Linked DNA regions of Homo sapiens: region 2 is linked to region 1. A link is a loop called in an ENCODE intact Hi-C map of the cell type or tissue named here. Cell type or tissue: natural killer cell. All regions are shown on one strand. Each heading gives the region's core, and the rest is flanking DNA. Links, peaks and the distances in the headings are about the cores only. Region 1 overlaps HDAC4 (histone deacetylase 4). Region 2 overlaps HDAC4 (histone deacetylase 4).

The links. Hi-C counts contacts between places; a loop is a spot of excess contacts. Peaks named below come from ENCODE experiments on the same cell type or tissue, not always from the same donor. Only the 100,000 strongest peaks of a DNase experiment are listed, where the experiment ranks them.
Region 2: it touches region 1 in a loop (2.1-fold over the local background); 10 of 110 quality-filtered maps call a loop at or near these places.

What each region holds. Positions count from the first base shown.
Region 1 is chr2:239,262,183-239,274,579 of GRCh38, forward strand. The region is part of intron 2 of HDAC4 (histone deacetylase 4); the gene reads right to left. Among named protein-coding and RNA genes, the nearest start is that of MIR4269, 37 kb to the right of the region's middle. RefSeq lists enhancers at 1-370, 1,921-2,588, 3,019-3,118, 5,062-5,111, 10,861-11,638. In natural killer cell, for the core only: a CTCF peak has its summit at 5,452; DNase peaks (open chromatin) are centred at 2,509, 3,169, 4,739 and 5,409; H3K4me3 peaks cover 1,746 bases; H3K27ac peaks cover 3,806 bases.
Region 2 is chr2:239,143,567-239,155,963 of GRCh38, forward strand. HDAC4 (histone deacetylase 4) reads right to left here. Exons shown (of 27, transcript NM_001378414.1): 8 at 1,017-1,148. Among named protein-coding and RNA genes, the nearest start is that of HDAC4-AS2, 44 kb to the right of the region's middle. In natural killer cell, for the core only: no CTCF peak of the experiment used is centred there; a DNase peak (open chromatin) is centred at 7,145; H3K27ac peaks cover 1,638 bases.

The DNA of each region.
Region 1 (12,397 bases), core at 1,895-9,894:
AGGTATCCACGTGGCTTTTTATAAGCTAGTATTTCCTCCTGTGGTGTCTCCTTGGGGGAATCCTAAATTTCTGTGATGTGAGATAAAATTTTAGTGGGATTACAGAAACCTTGGCTTAGTATCAGAGACCACAATAACACACTTTAGAAACAGAGTAGCAATTTGGTTCTCTGCGGAATCGTAAGTGGAAGGGATGTATTTTCCTTGAGATTTTAAAAATAATTAGGAGGAAGAGATAAAAGAGAAGCTTTTGTGAAAGCAGAGATAGAAATTTAATTAGAAACAGACGAGGATCTTCTCAAATCACCCTTGCCTTGTTTGCCCAGGTCCGAGATGAGGTAATGCCATTAGCAGGCAAGACTGATCTCTACTCTGAGGGGGCCAGAGCCTGGCTCTGACACTCTTGGCCAAATGTCCCCATCCTCAGCCTGGCTCCATTTTCTGGGCAAGAGTGTGGGACCAACGAGACCTGGGCTAGTGCAGGGGTGGGCAGGCACCACAAGCGGGACACCCCCAAGGGTGCACACGGCTGAAGGCGCAACGGGCACAGGGCATTCTGTGGGCCACGCTCGCAGCCCAAGAACACAGACGAGGAGGCCTGTGCTCAGGCACTAAGGACACGGAGGGACTGTTCTGGGATCCACCCAGCAGCTCTTGGAAAAGCTGGTGCCCTGGTGAGCAGGAGAGCGTGAGGCTCTAAGGAGTGGATCCCTCACTGGAAGGTCACGGCACCACTGAGACAGCCTGGAAGCTTCTGTGCTTCACGAAAGATCTACGCGTGAAGCCCCCGGGAAGCCAAGCCCCAGGAAGGGCCCATTATGCCGATGAAGACACGAGAGAATGAAGGATGTGGACACTGCCCCAAACACTCGGGACCAAGAGAAGATCCCAGAACCTGCTGCGGCGGTGACACAGGCACATACACACCACTGCAATTACTGCTAGAAAATATGAAAAACACTACCCTCCTTCATGTCTGCTGTGTCGGTGCCCTAGCCTCTGCCCCAGAGGTCAGAATGGCTCCAAGGGCACGGGGCCACTGTGCAACTGCACATCAGCCATCCCGAAGCCCGCCCTGAGGACCCCCGCCCAGCCCAGCCCCCTACACATCAGCTGTCTCGAAGCCCACCCTGAGGACCCCCGCCCATCCCAGCCCCTTGCACATCAGCCGCCCCGAAGCCCGCCCAGTCCCCTGCCTGGAGATCACCCCTTCTCTTCACAACAGGCAGCAGGTGAACAGCTTCCCCCTCGGAGCTGCCCCATGGGCCTCACTGCACAGGTGTGGAGGCGTCCACGTCTACACCACCAGGAACCCCCAGGCAGGGCAGCTCTTGGCACTGATGCCCAACGGGTATTGCTAGGCCCGCACGGAGCTGCTGTCAAGGACAGGGGCAAGGGCAGGGAAGTGAGGCTCTACACACAGCAGCATCTTCATGCCTTGCCTGAGAGTATGTTCTAGAAGGACACGGGAGAGAAGAATAAACAGGGTCAGGACAGTCAGGAAAGGCCTCCAAGTTGGAGGTGTTAACCACATCTGAAGGGGTTCCTGAGAGACACGGGGGCACCGACGGGGGGACAGAGCCCAGTGCTGCTGTCCTGGGCATGCAGAGCAAGCCGCCTGCCTGGCCCCAGCTGTCCGACTCGGCTGAGCCTCGCCTCCTGCTGCTCGATCTAAGCTGGCTGCCCAGTGACGCCACTCTGCCCCTTCTCTGCAGAGGGGAAGCTCCGTGAAGGCAGAGCCCTGTCTGGCCACTGCTCCCCTCAGTCTGAAAGGAAGGGTACGTGGGCACCTCTGAGAGCCAGTGGCTTACTCAGGGCACACAGGACCTTTGGGGTGGGGGCCATCCTCGAGCGGGGGCTCAATGACTGAAAACAAAAGGGGGAAGACACAGCCCTGGAAAGGAGGGGGCTGACTTTCCCAGGCCAGGCGGGGAGCTCGTGGGGAGACGGGCTCTGGCCTCAGCCTAAGGTCACACCCCAAAGGCCATCCCAGACACCGGAGTTCCTGCCGCTCGGGGACTCCCAGCAGGCACAGGCTTCACCTCTTTCTGCTCGGGCCGCCCCAGCCTCCACTGCGGAGGAGCAGATGCGCCTGCCAGGTTCCATTCAGCTTCGGTTTGCAAATGGAAGCACAGGCATTTCCAAATGCAGCTCACATTTGTGAGTGTGGCAAAAGAGCGAAAGACCGTGGGGGCAGGAAACTGGATTTTGTTTGGTTGGTTTCTAAATGTCTGTTAAGAATGTGCTAATGTAAGACTACACATGAAGGTCGCTGGGCAGATGCAGCGGTTTATCTTGGAAAAAGAAGTGTGGCTGCCCACGGCTCTGACAGGACAGCCAACCACATGCGACCAGAGGGAGATGGCTTGGGTGAGCCGAGGCCCTCCTGATCCTAAGTGGCCAACAGGGTGCTTTGAGTGATGCTCCCTAGGGCTCGCAGCCTGAACCTGCAGAGGTTGAGGAAGCTGATGCAACAGTCGAAGAATAGATCAGCCTTCCTGGGTAGAAGCCAAGGTCTCTAGAAGCCCCGTCCTGTCTGCAGCATTTCTTGGGGGGAGGCTCTTCTGAAAGCCATGCCTTGCGGCAGGTCCCAGGGTGTAAACACTGTGCAGGGGGGACACCTGGCCCACTGCTGCCCCGTCGGAGGGTCCTGCCCCTTCCTTCCTACTCGGTGTTCCGGGGACCTGAAGGCCCCCATATGCTGCTGGAGGTGTGGCAATGGGCTTTCTTTTTTCCATGAGCTGGAAGCTGCCTCTCAGAACTGTCCAGCTTCAGAGAACCCTGAAGATGGACTCTCCTGCCCCTCCCCCTGCAGAGCAGGGCAGGCCCAATGCGGGCTGAAGTGGACAGGGGTGCAGAGCCTGACAGGGGCTGGAGAGTGGGGGATGGGGGCCAAAGAGCCAGGGGCCAGCCCTGGGGCTCTCCCACCTCCCTTGAACCACTGTGAACCCGCCCCAGGGGAGGACTTGCTGCTCCAGGTCACCCTTAACCCCCAAGTGACAAGCAGGGCTCCCACATGTGTGCCAACCCCAGGATGGGTCCAGCACACTCAGGAAAAATCACAGCCTCTGACAGTACTCCAGAGGCATCACAGATGAAGTCATAAAACCCTCCCCTTCAAACGTGTGACTTCTCAGCAAACACCGCCACAGACTTTCGTATCAGGAAGTCAATCTTAGCCCAGCAATGGGTGTGGTTTCAAAATAAATCACTCCTCCAGAGAAGCCAAGGCCTCCCACTCAGAAACAGCACTTCCAAAATCAAAGAAAAACCCCACTGTTAGTGGCCTCCCAGCACCACCCCTCTGTGCTTTCTGGGCACTGCATGTGGGACAGGTGAAGAGCCCTCCTGGGGGGAGGTGCGGTGGGGCGGGAACCCAGGCCCTCCCTTTGCCCCTGACTCTCCTGCTCCGCAGAGCCTTGAGGCACAAAGGACAGAGCAGGAACACGAGGTGATGCCAATGCTCACCAGGCCACAGCGCCGGCACCAACACAGGCACCCCACAAAGACACAGCCACCAGGCTGGGTGCAGGCTCAAGGTCAGCCAGCTCTGCAGGATCCCAAACAACAGTGTCAGAGACACCAGGCTTCTTGGAACTTCCAAACACCATTTTAAGGTTATGCATGAGCTCAAGCATTCTGCTAGGTCCTGGGGGTGAATGGGAATGCGGGAACCATGCCATGGGCTGGCTGGTGCTGAGTGGGCAGTGCCCCGATCAGGCTGGAGTACTGACCTCCTGGGCCTGGTGGGATGAGGTGAGGCCAAAGCGAGCTGCCTGTCCATCCTCATACACCAACCGTATGGCAGGAGCGTGGCCTGCCTTGCCCAGCTCCCCCTCTAAGGACAGGGAGGGGGACACAGAGCCCCTAAGCCTGCGCAGAGGCTGCTGTGGCATCCAGAGGGGCTGCCAGCCAGTGAAGGCTGCTGAGACCAGAGGTGAACCATAAGGCCAAGGGGCCAGGCCAGCCGGAGCCCACCACACTGCCATAGCCCCTCGCCGGCATCCCAGCACAGTGCCCGAGGCAGGGAGCCCACACTCCAGGCAGGCCTACTTCCTGTAGCAGAGCCGCTAGGTGGGAAACGTGCCCCTGATTCTCCATAGGCCGGGACCCTGGTCCCAGGAGCCCACACTGAGATTCTGACTGTCCTCAATGCCCTGCACTGCAAGCCACTGGCTTGGCCTGCCCAGCCCTCCATGACCTCCGCACAGCCATCCTGCCTGCAGCACAGATTCACAGCCCACCTGCCCAGGGGGGCCTGGCCCTGTGCTGGCCATGCTACCCCCACCTATTCCAGAGGTGCCTCCGGGGCTGCTGAGGACAAATGAGGCTAACAATTACATACCAGCTGTCCCGAGGCAAGAGTCCACGATTTCATGACACACACCTTTGCTCCCTCTGGGAAATTATAAGCCACTGGCCAAGAAATCATCATGGCTTCCACACACCCAAAGGCAAGCGCTGCAGCTCACAGCTCACATCCCACCCTCTCTCCCTCTGTCTCCACATTCTACATCTGCCTCTTGGGACCCTCCCAATGTCACCATTTCCAGGTAGCCCAAAGGGGACTGTGAGCTTGTAAAGTGGAAGAGGCTCTTCCTTCACTTAGCCAGCACTGACGGTGTCTACAAGGCACCCGCTTGGCCTCTATAGCTCCTGGGACTCCTGCTCCACCCCACACCCAGGTGCTGTGGCCTTCCCCAGGGGACACCAGGTCATTAGTTTCGTCTCCCCCAGCCCTAACCACTGGAGGTCCCCTAAGCCACAGGGGACAAGGCAGGGCTACTGGTAATCTCTCAGGACACCACCCTGGGCATCCTGGGCACAGTGGCTGTGCACAGCTGGTGCTCACAGCTGTGCAGAGGGAGAGTAAGTGCCCACATGGTCTCCGCGGCAGCTGTACACTGCATGGGGGGTGCCGCTTGACCACCTAGCACTCCTGTGGCACTGGACACATTACTTGACCTCTGATGTTGCCATCTATGACCTGGGAGATGGTGGGACCTACCACCGTCCAGGATCTAGGGCAGTGCCCGGCCCACAGAAAGTTCCCATCCACTGCACCTATAATTACACTTCGTAAACACTAATCCGTGACCATGGACACGCATACCACACCCGTCCATATCACACCAGACAGACGGCCTCTGATACAGACCCTCCCGAGGAAGCCGATGGAGTCTGAAGAGCACCAGTGGCCAACAGTTCCCAGCGGAGCACCAGGGCCCATGGCACCACTCAGCAGTTGCCCAGGGTCCCCAGATACAACGGTGGACAGCAAGGACTCCCCAAACCCTTGAGGACGTGCTGAAGGCAGCAAAAATCTACAACTGTTCCCGGAAGGGCTTGGCACAGCTATAGAGAGTTGTACACACAAGAAACTAGCCACAAACCGGAAACGTTAAACCACAGCTCCGTGACACTTCCTCACCAGGAGGCGGAGCCCTGAGCCAAGGCAGACCTGGAGGGCTCCACAGAAGAGGCCTGTGCCAGGGGCCCTGCGCCCTTCTACACGGCAATGGGGACTCAAATCACAGGGACGAGGCCCCTCACGAAGAGCTCTGCCCTGGGGCAGGTCCTCTGCATCCCCTCGCAGGCTTCTCCCTCCGTCAAGGACAGAGACTGCTCCAGCCAGCTGGTTAGTTTCCACCCAAAGCCAGCCGCTTGCCATTGTTCCCAGCTTCTGAGTTCTTACATGGTAATTCTGCACATTCCAAACAGTCTTTCAAATACCGTCTCGTCTAAGAATGAGTGCACTTTCCTAAAAAGACAAATATCAAGCACTTAAAACACACACACCAAGCTACAGGCTATACTTGAATTCCAGGCATAAATCTGAATTTCTCTAACTGTTGTCCAAATTAGGTCAAAGAGTTACCAGAATAATCAGAAAATGTTTTGAGAGGGGTTTAAATTCACTTGGTTGTAATTTTTTTTATTTGCTCAATTCATCCCATTCTCGCTGCTGAGCTTTCTCCTTAGGAAGTTGGAATGGGTGCTGGAGGAAGTGAACTTGGTCCTCAGCAAACTGGGAATGCCAACAGCGCTGGCCACTCCCAGACTCGGGCTGGTGGCCAGGACGGTGGCCCTGGCGGGCCAGGCCCCACTGACAGCCCTAGGCAGGCCTGTCCTGGAAGGAGCAGGGCCCATTCCACACTGTGAAGAGTGACCCAAGAGATCAGAGATTAGACTTGGGTCTAGATTTTTCTCAGGATAAAGTGTGATTTTGAAAAGACGCTGAGTAAATAAGCCACATGTCAAGGATAAAGATATTCATCATGAAAGTAAACAAATTTCTCTCTGAGTTCTAACTTACCACAAAAAGGAATCAACATACTTCTTCCCTGCTGGCTTTTACCAAGCATTTCCACAGTACAATCGGTTTGGTGCTCATGACCACCTGGAGGGACAGAAGAACCTGCCCTGTGACTAGATGGCCTGCAGGCCAAGGAAGACAGGGTAATCCCAGGTGACCACCCATTTCCTGTCAGGGACACAGCCCCTCAGGAGGGCTGGACAGAGAAAAGGGAACAGGACTCCCCAGGAAACCGCAGAGATCCAGGTGTGAGAACTGAACTTCTCTTAGCCTTTTCATCAGTTGTCAACCAAGAACAGGGTCAGACAGGCAAGCTTTTGTGCAGAAGCCTACCAGGGGACCTTAGGGCACCAGGTGGATGGTGCCAGGCTCCCTACCCCCACAAAATGGAAAGAAACAAAGAAATGGCGACATAGAAGAATGGAATTGAGCTGGCTTTTAAAGAAAGACTAATCGCACTGGCAAGAAATCTCAAGGACCCATCACTTCCATAGCTGAGCTTCCAGCGGCTTGATTCTAGGAGCTACCATTGGAAACGTTCAATTAGAAGACCCTCTTACTGTGCACACTAAGACCTAATTTACCAGCAGATGGAAGCCATCCAAGCACCCCCATCATTCAGACGTACATACATTCATTATCTACATACATTCATACATCTACACAATTCACACACCCACATTCACACACCCACACACATTCACACACCCACACACATTCACACACCCACATACATTCACACATCTACACACATTCACACACCCACACATTCACACACCCACACACATTCACACACCCACACACATTCACACACCCACACACATTCACACACCCACATACATTCACACATCTACATACACGTGCATGCATGCATGCACCTAGCAAATATTGTACATTGTCTGTGTGCCCAAGGAAGGGTGGGGTCTGACTTCCTGGCACTGGCCAGGTAACTCCTGCAGGTGTCACCTCAACACCTTTTAGCTGAGTGCCAAACTCCATTCCAGTCTGCAGGAATTCTCTGCAAGCTCCATTCTTCAGAACCCCAGTTTTCCCCACTGAATGAGAAGCATGAGGCCCTGCTGGCCTCCTGGAGGAGGAGGGTCCTTATTCATGCCCCAGTGGGCTGGCCACTGCGAGCCCGTGCGCTTTCCTAAAAAGACAAATATCAAGTACTGGTCACCTCGTGGCCGGGACTGCCGGGTCACCGTGTGTTCAGAGGCTGAGTTTCTACACAGAAGGTTTCTAAGGGAAGATGACTCAAGTCATTTCAACTTAAAGACACAGCAAATCTTCCAAGTTGCTCGAAAAGGGAAAAAGTACAAACTGTCCACACACAACAGTATAATTACAAGGCCAGCAATGATGGGTTTGGTTCTTACGACCCAAGGCTGGCTCGGATCTCATCCCAGCACTTTGTTAATTGCACATTATCATGTGTCAGGGCTTCATAGACAAGAGCAGCGAGTGGACCTGACTTATCTCCCCGCCCCCCAAAATGATGTCCTTACACAAAACACAACAGGCAACTCTGAGAGAGAGTCAACTGCACGCAGGTGGCCCTTGAGGTCCCAGAGCCTACTCTCTGGATGAGCTCAGGATGTCACCAGCCTTTCAGGAGCCTGATGACTCCCACGGCAGCAGGTAAGGACCCAGAGTCCTGGAGGCTGCCCCATCAGCTCTGTCTCGGGCTGCACTGGAGCAGCTGTGTGGACCCTGTGGCCTGTCCACATCCGTATGTGTAAAAATGAATGGATGACGGAAACAGAAAAGCGCCGTTGGTGACACCTTGGAGAGGGAAATTCTGAGCAAGCCGAAAGAACTCGCTGTGGCCTCAATGGGATGCTCATTAGCTGCCCCCCGATGTATTCAACTGGAAAGGAGAAAGAGCAGAGCTGGCAACATGCAGAAAAACAGGAAATTTCATGGTGAGACACAGTGAAGCAGGCGATAGAGAAAAGGAAGACTTTAAAATGAGATAGAATGAGGCGATAGAGAAAAAGAGGCCTTTAAAAATGAGAATCCAGAATAAGCTGAAATAGTCCGGGGGCTAAAAAACCTAGACATTTATAACCTAATCAGGAATATTATAATGCTTTCAAGTCTCCTCGGAACTGGACCACTCCCTTGTTCCAAACAAAGATGTGCTACTTGCATTCAGCATTTGTATAATTTCTTACATGCACTAACAGGGAACTATCTGACATTTCTGAAATCATTAAACCATCTACTTAATGGAAAGGAGTAAGACGACCTGTTGACGGATACGACAGATGTGAGCGTTACTGTGAGCAGCACGTGCAGACTTAAGTGGCTCTTAGTTCAAACCAAAATATGCACAGACCTCCAAAAAACCCCAGATACAGAGTAAATTATACACTGGTAGGCTAGCTTTTGGCAAGGAAAATACAGTGTCCGTTCCTCATTCAGAAACATGGCAAATATGTGCATTAATATTAAATATATCCTAATTAGTTACAAATCTCTGAAAATACTTACAACTCAAAGGACCGGGTTTATCTGATAGACACACAACCTTCACTTTTCTCATTAATTTGGAGCTGAAGGAAATGCAAGATTCAGAATTTAAAACCAGTAAAAAGGTTGGGGCTTAGTATGTTTTTTGGTGTTTTTTGAGACAGGGTCTTGCTCCGGTTGCCCAGGCTGGAATGCAGTGGTGTGATCACGGCTCACTGCAGCCTCGACTTCCTGGGCTCAGGTGATCCTCCCATCTCACACTCCTGAGTAGCTGGAATCATAGGTGCATGCCACCATGCCTGGCTAATTTTTATACTTTTAGTAGAGTAGGGGTTTGAGAAGGGGTTTTGCCATGTTGCCCAGACTGGTCTTGAACTTCTGAGCTCAAGCAATCCATTCACCTTGGTCTCCCAAAGTGTTGGGATTACAGGTGTGAGCCACTGTGCTCGGTCGGCTTAGTGTGTTTTTTGTTTACACATTCTAAGTTTTCAGTGCTGTTGTGTTTGGAATAATGAGGAATACTCAATTCACATGAAAGCAACAGTTCATCTTGGTGATTGTGTTTAGGACTATGAGAGCCGATTCTGCCGGCATCCTCCCTAGAGCTCTCCATCCCCCGATGTGGATCTCCGGATTATCGGGTAGACACTGTCGTCATCCCCATGTTACAGACACAAAGCCTGGGTGGCTGAGGCCGGCACAGCTGCTGAGTGAGAGTCCAGTTCTGGACCCCGAAGACAGGTTGCCCTTCATCCTTCCAAGACGTGGCCTCTCTCCTCAGGATGTGTGTCCCACATTCAGAGTCCCTGATGGCTCCACGTCCCATAATTAACCTCTCAACAGGGAAGATGTCCACCTGGAAGTTACACAGAGCTTCGAAATTTCCTGGAACTTGTGTTTCGAGTGGGGGAAAAGCCACTACAATGCTGCCATACTCAACAAGACCAATACAAGTCTCAGCAGACATCACAACCTGGCGCCAGATTCCAACAAACTCTGCACAGTAATGACAAAAAAGCACAGTTTCAAAAAAAATCAACAAAGAAACCCAGCTCTCTCTGTGAAACCTTCCATTTACTTGGCCACTTTCCCACGGACATTCAATTAAAAACAACTGTGGGAAAAGCGAATCTAGCCATTAGACACTGCAGAAGCTGGCTGGGCAATAAAATCTGCCTCTCTCCTAACAGCCCAGAGAAGCCTTTTAGCATTTACATTCAACAGAAGCCAAAAGCCAGGAGCCCCAAGAGGGGGCCCACATCATCGTTCCAATCCAATCCGAGTTCAATAAATGTCTCTGATAGGACACCAAAACACAGGCAGCAAAAGAAAAAAATAGCCAAACAGGATACCAGCAAAATAAAAATCTTCTGAGCTTCAAAAGACACCATCCAGAAAGGCAACCTACAGAATGGAAAAGAATATTTGCAAACCATATATCTGATCAAGGAGCTGTATCTAGAATATAAAGGGCCAGACAACTCAAACAATAAAAAGGCAAATAATCTAATTTTAAAATGAGCAAAGGATTTAAACAGACATTTCTCCAAAGATGCACAATGGCCCATGAGCATGTGAAAAGATGACTGTCATCACTAGTTGTTAACCTCAGGAAAATGTAAATCAAAATCACAATAAGATGTCACTTTCTATCCACAAGGATGGCCAGGATCAAAAAGATACAAGACCACCCTGACTGTCAAACCCAGCATCGGAACCTCTCGCAGCCAACCATCTGCACTCACCCCCAATGCACCCCTGCGCTGCTGCTGTGGGTGCCCCAGGCGATGCCCTCTGACTCTGGCAGAGCAGGGCAGGCAACTGTAGGGGACAAGAGCAGCAGAGGGGCTCACCTCTGTACCTCCCTAGACCCTTAGACAGGCATCTACCCTGGCCCTCTCGTCCCAAGCTGTCCCTATATTCCTGCAACGGCTTCTTCCCTCCCTAGCGACCTGGCCAGAGAGTTGCCCACGATGAGCGGCAGAGTCAGAGACCAGACCTGCAGGTCTGAGGGCTGAGCACAGGAAGGATAAATGATACCCCACACAGGGTCTACATCCTCATTCCCGGAACCTAGAAATACACCACCTTAGATGCTCAAACGGACTTTACACATGTGATTAAGGATACTGAGATGAGGGATTATCAGATAAATTCCGGGGACAGGAATTATACAAGGTGACAAGGTGTCTTGTCACAGCAGAGCAAGGAAGCAATCAAAGACTGCAAGGGTTATGTCCAAAAGACTCAAGGGCCAACTCCACAGGGCCTCGTGGATCAAGGAGGACAAGGTGAACATCAATGAGAGTAACAGCAGCAAAGGCCTAAAAGGCATGGAGCACACTTAAACCCACAAGCTCACAATTACACACAAAAACAAACGACAAAACTCACCAGTGACCTTCAGATGATGTAAAGCAACGAGCTCATTCCTCTGAAAGATGGTAAATAAAGAAAGCCTTTCCTGTGTGAGCCGAAGAGCTGATGAGGGCACTTCCTCTCTGCAGAAGTCTTTTACCTGATTCAGGAGTGAGTGTCTTGGATTATCACTCTGCAGCCCCCAGGAAGGAAGGAATGAAGCTAGACAGCCACCTTCAGGACCCGCTCATCACCCAGCAGAACGCCCACGCCCCCATGCCACAGTCTTGCCAACTAGCCCCGGTCCGGCGCAGGCTCCAGCTGCAACCGCCAGGTCACCAGAAAGAGAGGGAGGAGGAACTTGCTCAACACGCCACATGGACACAGGCAGTGAGAGCTCTGCCGTGGCCACACAACAGGACAAGCCAAGCTCCCCAACAAATAGACTGGAGAGCAAGAGGGAGGAAACGGCTGTGTCCATCACAAGTGACAGTGGCCCATTAGAACCCACGAACCTTACTTAACACTTATTTGAACAACAGCCACATACAAAAAGAAAAGAGACTGAAAACTTTTTGAGACAATGGGGATTTTAAATGACTGATTATTTGATGGATTCACGTGTTGATGTGTTAAAGCTGTGACAATGGTATTAGGGTCGCATGTTCGGAAGACACCTGCATGACGGTAGAACTGCTTTGGAACAATACAGTGAGGCAGGCCTGGCCCTGCTCAGCCATCGCTGAAGATGGGGACAGCAGCCTAGTCCGCTCCTTATTGTCTTTTCACTTTCGTAAATGTTTGAAATTTTCCGTAATAAAAAATGAAAGATAGCCAGTGAAGGTGCTAGATTTGGACGGGGGTATCACTCTGTTCTGTTTTGCTGTTTATTATTTGTTGCAAACATAAACCTGGGCTCACAATTGTGGAAGGTTACACCCTCCCAGCTCATTCAGAGAGAAATTTCAGAGCCAGGGGACCTCATGGCCACTAAGTTTCCACGATTCCCTGGAAGAGTCACATATAAACACACTTGTGATCATTACCAAACGACAGGACAAGCCCAGTGCACCCCGGCGTCCCCTCCCAGTTTTAAGGACGAATCATGTATGGGCCCCCGCAAGAGATGGGAATGAGCCAGGGCGCCGCTGGTCTCTAAGCCACGAGCCACAGCCATGACTAACTAGGAAACTAGGACAACAGCTACCATTCAACAGCTAATTCAACAACAATACAAGTAACCTTCAC
Region 2 (12,397 bases), core at 2,675-10,674, 120 kb before region 1:
ACAAATATTCAGACCCAGACCCTTACACCGTGGTTAGGAACTCCTCAAGTAGAGAGGGGACAGGGCACGAGAAACAGGCAGGGCCCTGTATTTAGCGGGTAGGTCTGGCTCTCACCTCACTGCTGAAGCAGAGTCCCTGTGTGATGCCAATGCTCGCACACACGGGGCATGGCACCAGGAGCCCCTCCCCGGCTTCCCTAGGTCAACAGCCTGCTCAGTGGAACTGTGCCTTTCACAGACCACCTACCATGAGCCTTGGCCTTCAAGTTGAACACTTTCTGTTGTGCAAACATGTCCGCTGCCTCCCCTCTATCCAGGCCATGCCCAAGCAGCTCCTTTATCCTGGTGCTGTGATTTCAGGAGTGGTGGGGTGAGGGGTGTACCCTGGTGGTGGTTGGGAATGGGTGGTCCTCTGGATGGGGATGTACCCTCAAGAGGGGCGGGTGAGCCTTCAGGATGGGGGTCTGCTCGGTCTTGTCCTTCTGCGTGTCCACCACTAGATGGGGCCAACCGTGACACGTCACTAGGGCCAAGCTGAAGCAACTTCACTCCTTGCTTCCCTCCCTGCTCAGTTGATGGGTGCTCTGGCGTGGGAAGACGTTAAAATGCCCCGGTGGTTCAGACACTGCTCAGGGGCAGCGGAACAGGGCAGAGCATGCGATTCACCACTACTAGGGTGGGACTGGTTAAGACCCACCTTCAGAGGAGCCTCAACTCAAGCTCCTGACTGCATCTCCCGCAGTGCCAAGCTGGGGCACCCTTGTGCACCTCAGCCCACCTAGAACCAGCTCTGAGTCACTAATGCCAGGAGCAGGGCCCGGCTTAGACATGCCGGAGTCATCAAACCTGGTCCCCTGGGCCTGGCACTTCCAGCGCCATGGGAACAGGACCACACTGGGGGTTGACAGCGTGAGGCAGACACGTGGGTTTTCAGAAGCTCCTGAGAGAAATCGCCTATGGCAGGAAGGCCTGGCAGAGAGGGCAGCGGGGCGGGTGTACCTGCTCAGCCGACATACCTGTGACATCCAACGGACGCTTTTTTAGAGCAGTGACCACTGGCCCGTCTTTCCTGCGTAACAGGGGGCTGCTCCGTCTTTCGGCCACTTTCTGCTTTAGCCTGGACCGTAATTTCAGATTCGGTTCAGAAGCTGCACAAAAAGGAGATGTCATTACAGCCAGGCAGACACCACTGGCTCAAGGTTATCCTGTTGGTGGTTTTTTAAAAATACGCACTCTGGTGAGTAAATATTTGCTCAACACTGCTGTGTTGCTGCAGGGGAGAGCGCAGGGAGCTCACGAAGCAGGGGATTCTAAATCCCATTCATCAGTCCCAAATAATGAATAAAACGAATCTGGTGCTTTGGATAAATTTCTGTGGCCACAGCATTATGCAAGCGCTGGCACTGTCTTCACAGAATCAGGCCACCACTGTTTACCAGGAGATGGAAACAGGACTGACAAGCTGATTTACTGGGCGTGGCAGGAGGCTGCTGAGGTGTGAAGTCACTTAATGGCGATGTCTCGTAACTAATGCTCTTCTAGATAATACACCCCTATCTTCATAGCTGTGTTGCTCTAAAATCAGAGAAAGACTGACAGGGATGTGAGGCTGGGCCCAGGGATGTGAGGATGGTGTCCACGTTGCACACTTTCTTGCTCGCCCATGCATCGCCCCAGCTGTGTCAGTCAGTGAGGCCTCCAGAGCGTGAGGCTGCTATCCCCACCCCGACCTGGGGAGGCTCAGCAGAGCCCATCCCAACATCTGCGCCGGCTTCACCTTTCATCTGACCACAGGGTGAAGGTACTGGGCGTGGGTCGGTTTCTGTGAACAGCTCTGCCTGTGTGGACAGAGCCATTTGCGAATCTACACCTTTCAGCCCACCGTGGTCCCCAACTCATCTGCATCTGGAACCCAAACCTCCGGCGCGAGGCCCGCCTTGGGAAGCACTAGGGATCTAAAGGCAGCGACCGGAGTCAAAGAAATCCCCAAACCCACCCGGGAGAGGTTATCGGCTTTCAGAGTCCAGAACAGAGCCAAGAATACCGCCACGGAGACGTGTGTCACACAAGCCTTTGAGTTCTGAGGTTTTACTTGGCTACTTTCAAGATTCTACCACTTGGAGATTTGCACATTAGGGAGATTTTACCTCTTCTTAAAGAATCAGCACTCCTGCTGTTCTTAATCTTTCTGGAACAGGCAGTGCACCGCCTCCAGAGCAACAAGGAATGAGACGGAGTTTCTCCTGGAAGCAGGACTGATGTGGCTGGGCGATGGGGACCAACATGACTTCACTCTTTGGGACGTGCAGACAGCCCAGGACCTTCTCCACTTTGGAAAAGGCTTCGAGTCAGGGACAGTTTTTCTGCAGGTCTTGGAAGGATGTGGGAGAAGCAAGCTCCCTAAAACAGCCTTCCCAGAGAAACCAGAGAGGCGCTGTGAGAAGGTACCAGACTCTAAGCCTCTGCAGGGAGCGAGGCCTCTGTGCTGTGGCACGGGGGACCTGGATGACGACAGATGACGGATTCAGCCACAAGCCGGCCTCTCCACGGGCTACTGACGAGGGCACACTTCTGTGCCTAACACAACCGACCGAGGCAAGCGTAGATTCACAAGCTCCACTTCTATTTCCACGCTGGGTTTCTTGCCATTATTCAAAAGACAAAACAAAACCAAAAAAAACAAGCCAAAAAACCCAACTGATGACTAGGCAAGAAAACAGTACCTCTTCTCTCACCACCAGATCTCCACTGAAACCCACATGGGCTCTGCAGGGATTCCCCGGGCCTGGGACAGGAGCCACTTCTGAGAGGCAGGGGCTGTGTGTGCCCACAGAAGAGCACAGGGTCCCTGGCCCTGTGTGAAAGGTCTTCCTCAGTGGCTGCCCTGCCACATAGAGTGGGACACGTGGCATCGGGAGGCGGGCATGACATGGTCACTCCAGGCTACCATGGACTGGCTGTGGTACTGCAGCCCAGTGCACCGCCTCCCCCAGGCCCTGTGGGGGTCATCACGCTGCCACCAGGTCATCAGTCAGGCGGCAGATCCTCCACAGCCCTGCCGGGCACTCCAGACTCTTTGTGCAAGAGACTCTTGAGGAGAGTCCCATGGTGGCTGCTTCACCCCACCCCTTCCCTCCACTCCCCTCCCCTTCCCTCCTCTCCCCTTCCACAGGCCTCTGCTCCACGCCCCTCCCAAGGCTGCCCTGACCCCCCACAGCCCCACTGCCCCCATCACAGCCCCACTGCCCTGTCTTCCTCACAGCAGCCTTCTCACCATCTGGAATTCTTCTGTCCCCTCACCTGTTTACCCCCTGCCTCCCAGCCTGCACACCTGCCTGGGCTCCCTGATTCTAGCCGACTGCACGTCCCTGGTCGACTCTGCCTGCAGGGTGGCTGCAGCTGACCAGGAGGCTCCAGGACACCATGCCAGCACTGCCAGGGACAGCATGGCATGAGGCTGGGGCCCTCCGCTCGTCCCTGCCCCGTGGGCTATTCAGCACTCTGACTCCCCCGCAGAACCTATCAGACAAGCAGGGTTTTGGATGCGGGGCTCGGGGAGGGGATTGAGCAGCAGCACGTGGACCAGGAGAGAAGGGGGATGCTGGAGACCACCCGGGGCACATGAAGTGGCCTTCCTGGGGAGAACAGAGAAGCCCTAGGGGGCAGAAGGCAGCCGGGGGAGCCGCATACCACGAGGACCGGCTCACTGCCTGCTTTCAGGGTGGCCAGCCTTCCTGCTTCCTGCCCTCCCTCATTACTTCCAGGCCGGGCATCTCATAGATTGACTTAAGACATAGGGACCTACAATATCAGCCCTTCAAATGCATGTGTCTTAAAGCTTGCACAATGCCTGTAACTCCAATAATTCTGCCAAAGGCAGCCAAAGTGGAAGATGCAGGTAAGCCGGCACCTGGTGACTGTGAGGGTCGAGGCTGCACGTGTACTGGCTCAGTGCAGCAGCCCCTTCACCGCCCTCGCGGGCCTTCCACTCATTCCAGGCACGATGTGGCCAGGTGGAGGAACTGCAGAAACTGGATCCCACCCCTAAGAGGGCTGCAGGTACATTGACAGAACCAAAGCATCAGGCCGGAGGCCTCATGGAAGAGTTGCTCCCACCAAGCGTGGGTGAGGGCAGGAAGGATGCCAACTGTACTTCCAAATGCAGTGTCTGCTCCTTAGGGAACAGGGAGCAGGTGGGATTGTTTCTCCTGAAGCCAATCAAGTAAATGACTAATTAAGGCGATACAACATTCCAATCACAACCTTAAAATTCAACGCAGTGCCCAATGCCTAGCAGGTGCCTTCATCCTTCTGCCAGAAGCAATTCTGATGGAGACACAGGCTGGCTCCTCCAACTTAAACATCCTGAGAGTCAGCTGCAGGTGAAGCGGCTCTCAGAGCCGGAACGCTTTAACTCTTAGGGGCCGGGTTTACAGAGGGGACAGGCGTGCACCTGGCACCAGTGTGGAGGGCGGTTTCTTTGTGGGCCTGATGCAATGTCCAGCGGCCAGCGAGGAAAGAACCCATTGATGTAGCATCAGAGAATGCACGCAATATCGCCGTGGGACAGGGCGGGCAGGCAGAACTGCAGAGAGAAGGAGGCACCTGCTTCCAGCTGCTCTGCCCTGAAATCCTAAAGTGACACCAAAGGAAATATTAAAGAGGATAAAGACAAGAGGACAAAAACTAAAGTGCAGAAGGAAGGGGCTGGAGAAAAAGTTGAGAATTGTCAGAAGGGGGAATAAAAGGATAAAAAGATGAAAAATGGGAGTGCAAAGGTCGTACAACAAATTACTGGAAACGCCAGGAGAAGAGAGAATCAGCAGGGTGGAGAAATCATGAGCAGCAATTCCAGGCCTACTTGTCCAGCTGAAGAGGAGCTGGACACGGAGGCCAAGAATCCCCCACCTGCGGGATCCCAAACTGCTTCAGAGCTCTGGGGACAAAGGCTCGGCCTTGAGAACAGTTTTGTACTTGGCAACAGCCACATCGAGGGCAAGACGATGACCTGAAAACCCTGCAGGAAACCCGTCCCAACCAACTGATCATCCAAGAGTGCGACAGAATAAAGTGATTTACCAGCAAATGAGGACTCCAAAAACTCATGCTCCATGCACGACTTCTCCAAGAGCCACTGGAAGACGTGCATGACCAAGATGGCGAGGCCGCAGAAAGGAGGCCACGGAGCCCGGGAGAGGAGGCGGGGGCCAGGCCGGGAGAGCAGACCGTTCACACGCACCGGGCAGTGGGGCCAGAAGCACCAGGCGGCCTGCTGTGCAGAGGAGGGTCTCCTAGGTCTGCTGAAATGTGGGCCTGAATTGATAGCAGGCAGGTGTGAAACTAAGCAAATGAAAAAAATGATCAACTTCCGGAAAAATTTCTACGAGGTGAATGCAGTCCAGGTGGACTCTGGTTCTGCTGTGAACGTGACACACGCTGTAATAACGCAGGCGGGACAGGCAGTCAGGGACGGCCGTTCTCCTATCATGAACATCATGGGGGTCTATGTAAATGTACGTTTATTTACTTCGGTGAAAATAAAAAGATAATTCTGGCCGGGCATGGAGGCTCATGCCTGTAATCCCAGCACTTTGGGAGGCTGAGGCAGGTGGATCACCTGAAGTCAGGAGTTTGAGACCAGCGTGGCCAACATGGTGAAACCCGTCTCTACTAAAAATACAAAAATTAGCCAGGTGTGGTAGTGGCACCTGTAGTCCCAGCTACTCAGGAGGCTGAAGCAGGAGAATCCCCTGAACCCAGGAGGCGGAGGTTGTCTCACTTGGGCGACAGAGCGACGTTCCGTTTCAAAATAAATAAATAAATAAATAAATAAAAAGATAATTCTAAAAGACAAATGACAGACTGGAATCTAACTTCTGTAATACATGAAAACACAGCATTGCAAACAACATATAAACAGTACTTACAAAGGAACAAGCAAAGACGATGCCCCACAGAAGAACAGGTGAACGCACTGCCGCTAAGCAACCTCCATTCAGCACTGATGGAACCGCCTCACGTGCCCTGCGTGGCTCCAGATGCTGGGCACAGGGTGGCTCTGAAGACAGAGCCTGCTCAGGGCAGCCCCGCTGCCCAGCTCCGGGGCACCAGCCACCCTCGACTTTGAAGCACGTTGCTCACGTGCTCCTGGGGAGGGGGCAAGCACACAGCCATGCCCGCCCTTGACTGACGGTGACGGCACTGCTCACTCAAACACCAACAGGCTCGCCATCTTCACCACTGGCCACATTGCCTAGAATGAACTGCAACACCATCCCGCCTGCTCGTGGAGGGGGTGGGGAAAATGGACTCTCAGGCTGCTGGGGAGGGGGTATCATTTGCTCAATGTTTTGGAATATACATACTCTGAACCAGCAGCTCCATTTTCAGGAACCTTTCCTACAGAAATACTAACACAGTGAGGAAAGGTGCTCAAAGTTGCTGGCAAAATGGTAACCAGAAAACAGTCCAACTTATATCTATGTCTTAGACTACTTGAGAGAAAGGCGTTGAGCTTCATACGTAAAAATGGAATAATGGCCACCATATAATATTAATTAAAAATAAAGGTAGAGGAGAAAACGCAAAATGGGTATTTTTGTTAACAAGACAACTCAGATACATACAGAAACACAGGTACACACACAGACACACAGATACACACACAGAAACACAGATACACAGACATACAGATACACACACAGAAACATAGATACACACACAGGTACATACACAGATATACACACAGATACACAGAAACACAGATACAGAAACAGATACACAGAAACAGACACACACACAGAAACACAGATACACAAACACAGAAACGCACACAGATATACAGAAACACAGATACACACCCCACACACAGAAACACAGACACACACACAGATACATAGAAACACAGATACACACACAGGTACACACACAGATATACACACAGGTACATAAACACAGATACAGCAGCAGGAAGTCTCACCACGCTGCACCTCCTCAAGTATATACCACACCTTCACATACAGCAGCAGGAAGTCTCACCGCGCTGCACCTCCTGAAGTATGTACCACACCTTCACATACAGCAGCAGGAAGTCTCACCACACTGCACCTCCTGAAGTATGTACCACACCTTCACATACAGCAGCAGGAAGTCTCACCACGCTGCACCTCCTGAAGTATGTACCACACCTTCACATACAGCAGCAGGAAGTCTCACTACGCTGCACCTCCTGAAGTATATACCGCACCTCCTGAAGTATATACCACACCTTCACATACAGCAGCAGGAAGTCTCACCATGCTGCACCTCCGTATGTACCACACCTTCACATACAGCAGCAGGAAGTCTCACCACACTGCACCTCCTGAAGTATGTACTACATTACACCTTTACATACAGCAGCAGGAAGTGTGGGCACTGCCCATTTCTTCCTGGTCCCACCCCTCTCCAGCAGTTTCTGCAAACTGCATTAGAACAAGGGACAGCAAGCAATGGTCAGAGGCAAACAGAGAGCCCCTTCCCAAACTCAGGGATGAATGTGAGGGTGGAAAACACACTCTGTCCTATTTCACAGTACCCTGAGCCTACTCTACACACAGATAAGAACAAACACTTGTAACTTTATTCAGGTCACTAGTACACAGGGCGAAAGCCATGAGCCTATTGATGAGCTGTGGGACTTGACTAATGAAAGAACCATGAAGCCATGAAGTGGATGCCCACCGCCCCACCTTGCAGACCTGCGGACACAACGGGAGGTCATCTAGTCTGCCCAGGATATGGTGTCGTGGGCGCCAGCCTGGCCACAGGCCCTGTGCTCTTCCTCACCAAGCGGGACAGCTTCCCCCCAAAATGGAGGAAAACCCACCCTATCTGCACATCTAAGCAATGGATGGATGTTTCCCATGGGCAGCCGTGACCTTGAGTGACTGGTTTCAGAAGGCCCCAGGTGAGGAGGGCAGAGCTAGATGAACACTTTTCAAGCCTGACCATGGAGGCAAGTGCAGAGGGAGCCCAGGACCTTTGACTGACTGCCCAGATCCATGATCCATACAGGGGCCAACAGAATTCGGTCCCTAGGACCAGCCCAGCCTCCTCCCAATTCACACCCAACTGTGGGGACCAAGCCCTACCAGGCAGGCTAGAGAATGCCGGAACAAGGCTGAAGTTACCAACTTCTCACCAAACGTGAGCTCTGGGATTTTGCTTCCTTAAAAGAGCCAGGACAATCCATGGCAGTGCCACAGCCCAGGCCAGCAGCCGGGCCCCAACACATGCTGGGGAGAGTGTTTGCTGCTAGGACCATGTGCCCAGGGACACATGAGGATGCTGGACAAGGAGTGCTGTGGAGTGCACGGTTTTCAGTGCTCAGGCCCAAGAAGCTGCTGACAAATGGGAACGAACTGTGCTGGCTGGACAACAGTTAGTTAGTTGTTTTGGCCTCCTTTCATCTATCAGCAGTCACATGAGGGGAAAATTTAAGAGTCATTATAAAAAATACACGGTGACTAATATCTTTAAGAAGATCACGATGAAGATGTTACTGGGGAAAACTAAGATCCCTCAACATCATCAAAATGACAAAACGTTGCTTGCTTTTAAAAGTGGAAAAGCCTCCATTCCTCAGCGTGAACATGGACTCAAAGGCTCTGTTTAAATGCAGTTTCTGGTGAAGCCATCTGACACCCACACAGTGCAGGAAAGATCCAGCGTCCTATGTCCATGACAGTGATCCACACAGTTCTGTCTCTTCTGACTATATTTAAAAATACACATTTGGCGGCTTCACAAGTCTGCAGAAACCCAAAGTCAGGGTGACACTTGAGGCTGCACAGACATGGGAAGGGACCAGGCACCTCACCCTGGGCCGAAATCTGGCGGGAGGTGAAGACCTCTGAAGTGGAGACACCCCTGCTGCCAATCTCCCAGGAAAGGGGCGGGGCCTCTGGCAGGAAGAGCTGGACCTGAGGCCCTGGGTAGAGGTCTCTGACTCTCAAGCCCAGCGGTGGAGGCTCCTCCTGGGAGATGGCACTCAGGTGAAGGCAAGCCAGGAGCGAGGAGATGAGCCCTGAAAAGCCAACAGAGCAAGATGGGCCCTTCTGGCCAGATTTTGGGTATAAATCTTGGTGTTCCCATCCTTGTGGTCCTTCTCTAAGTGGAGGTGAGTGGCTCCTGCTGGTTTCTACCTGAACTGTAGGCATGGAGGCAAGGAGGTGGGGGGATGCTGGGTCTGGCAGTTACCAGTCATTGGATGGAGAAAAAAATCAAAAACACCCTAACAGCGTAGAGAAACAAGAGCAGAAAACACCTCGATCTGGTCCTACTCGAAGGACTTTGCAAATATTAATTAATTCACATCTCATGATAGCTCCAGGAGAGAAGCAATTTAAAGGTACATTTCACAGATGACGAAACTGAGGCACAGAGAGGTTCAAGAGCTTCCCCAGGTCCCAAGGTGGCGGGTGAAGGAGCTGGGTAGAAACTCAGGCACCTGGTCCTGCCCACAGGTGCAGGCGATGTGAATGCCCAGAATATGCCCAAGCTCCGAATAGGAGTCACTGCATTGCTTTCACCAGGGAGGTCAGACGTTTGAGCTGGTACAGGCGTTACCTGTCAGCAGAGCCAGCAAAGGACATGCAAAAAATGCATGGGGTGACGACAAAATTCACAAGACAGTGACAAAGCTTTTCACATGTTCACAGGTCATACAATTGCCCTTTAGAGATGCAGAAATGGGCAAACTGTGTGCCGGGTCAGGATAAGTTAATGTAAAATCAAAATCATATAATTATTTAAGTCTACATCACAATTATTAAAGACTATTTCAGTTCATTCAAGGAACTTCATAACTAAAATTTAATGACGTGTTTCATATTACCAATTACTGCAGAAAAGCACAGATATAACTTACTTAGAATGAGCGATGTCATGTGTTTGAAAGTAGATGTCAAGGGTGATACAGGGTGTGTAACTACACACTATTCTCTTAAGTGGTTTAAACGTTTTCTCGGAAATCTTTATGTTATTATTATTAATGTGGTAGTGATGACTTTTTAAAAAACTGATAATGCAATCAAATCTTAATTAAGTTCTTCTGGAGCACTATGTATTCTAAATAACATTTCCCGGAGTGTGAAAACAGAATTCTCTCTTCCGTTCTCAAGAAAGCAGGGAGTTGGAGGGTGGTGCTATCACAAGGTTAGAAGCACAGTAGAAGGTGTTGGAGACTTTGCTTCCAATCATCCCCAGAGAAACACAAGGCAGCATGGGAAGCCAACAGCCACGGAATCTACGAGAGATGGCGCGGGCCCTGCCTATGGGAGAAAGGCCTCTGATGGTGAACAGCAGGGCAGGGCCGTGACAGTGTGCCGTCTCCCATGCTGATAGCCTTCCTTGCTATGAAGTACTCAAGCTGGTTCTGTTTCTTAGAACAGGAGGCTGATCCCCAGGTAGTGCTGACATTTGGGATGGGGGAGGAGCCAGTGCAAATAGCTCCTAGGGCTCCCCCATCCCTGCTGTTCTGTTGCGAGTTGGGGTGTGGAGCTGCTGAGGAACTGCTCTGGGGCCTGATGGGATGGGTGGTGTGTGCTGTCCTTTCCTGGGGCCCTTGGTGGAAAGGCTCCAAATGGGGAGTTTCTGGGAAGGCACGTCCCCACATGAGGCCGACTTGCTGGGCTTGGTGCTCTCGCTGGAAGCTCCCTCCTGGGTCCATGGCTCTGGAGTCTGAGTGCCACAGCCATCACTCCCAGGACAAGAGGAGACTCTGGGGATGGGTGCATGCCACAGCCGTGAGGATGTGGGTGTGGGCAGACCCACTGTGCTGATGAGGAAATGGAGGCCAGGGGAACGGAAGGCATTTGTTTCAGGGCACACAGAGCTATTACATGAATGAGCACACATCCAACCCACAGCACTTGATGACAACACCTCCGGGCTCCCACCCTCCACCCTCGGCATCGCTCCAGTTTCTAGGGCAGGGTTCTTCCGGGTAGGCATGTTCCTTGCCTCCCCATTCCCCGGGTCTCTCTCCCAGCATAGGGCCCACCACTCACCGCGGACTTTGGTTTTGTTGATGGAATTTGATTAATAATAGCATCAGTCCCCAGAAAGGGAACCTGGAGGGCGATTTGTAAGAATCAGCCCACAGATTCTCTCCTGATACTACTGGGCACATCTTTCTGGAAAAAATACTGATCTCTAAATCCGTTCTTTCTGTCAAGCTTTAGGGCGCTCTCCAGGTGAAATCCAGGACCATTCTCAGTAGAAGCATCAGTAAGAACCACAGGCTCACACCCATGAAACAAAGCAGCAGAAGCTCTAGGTTCACTTTTCCCAATAAAGGTTTATGGCCCAAATGGAAATGCGCCCATGTTTGCAGGGTTCTTGACTTGGAGAGGACATGGCCGTGCTGATATGGCCCACTCCAGCAGGGTCTCCACCAGCCCGATACGGCCCACTCCTCTGAGGTCACAGCTGGCCTGTTATGACCCACTCCTCCAGGGACTTGGCCGGCCCCATACGACCCACTCCACCTGGGACATGGCCAGCCCGATACGACCCACTCCACCTGGGACGTGGCCAGCCTGATATGACCCACTCCACCTGGGACATGGCTGACCCAATACGGCCCACTGCTCCAGGGACACCACCGCCTCAATAAACCCTAATAGGTGTACTGGGAACATGGCCGGCCTGATATGGTCCACTCCACCTGGGACATGGGCCAGACTGATATGACCCAGTCCACCTGGGACATGGCCAGCCCAATACAGCCCACTCCACCTGGGACACCACCGCCTCAACACACCCTAATAGAGCCCACTCCATTGGGAACAGGGCTGGCCTGATATGGCCCACTCCACCTGGGACATGGCCCACTCCACCTGGGACATGGCCGACCTGATATAGCTCACACCTCTAGGGTCACAGCTGGACCAATACAGCCCACGGCTCCAGGGATGTGGCTGGCTGATATGGCCTACTCCTCTAGGGTCACAGCTGGCCTGATATGACCCTCTGCTCCAGGGATGTGGCTGGCCTGACACGGCTCCCAGCAGCCCCTCACAAAGCCTCATTGTTCCAGTGAAGAAGCCCTTGTGTGACTGAGTACGTTCACTGTTTCCGCCCAGAACTGGCCAAAACCTTTGGATAACAGAGAATTTGTTTAGCAAAAAAAAGCGGTGCCCCTAGGCTCTCATCTCCAAGAGCCGCCCCCTAGGGAGGACGCCTTGGGATTTCCCACACTGTCTTGCAGTTTGTAGGATCCACTGGCCACATCTGGGATGAGGCACTGCCCGCCCTCAGCACCTGCTCCAGCTCCTGCCCTCACCAATTCTCTGGGCAGAGCCTCTGGAAGGCACTCCCTGGCCCCTGCCCTTCTTGCTACCCCAGCGCACTG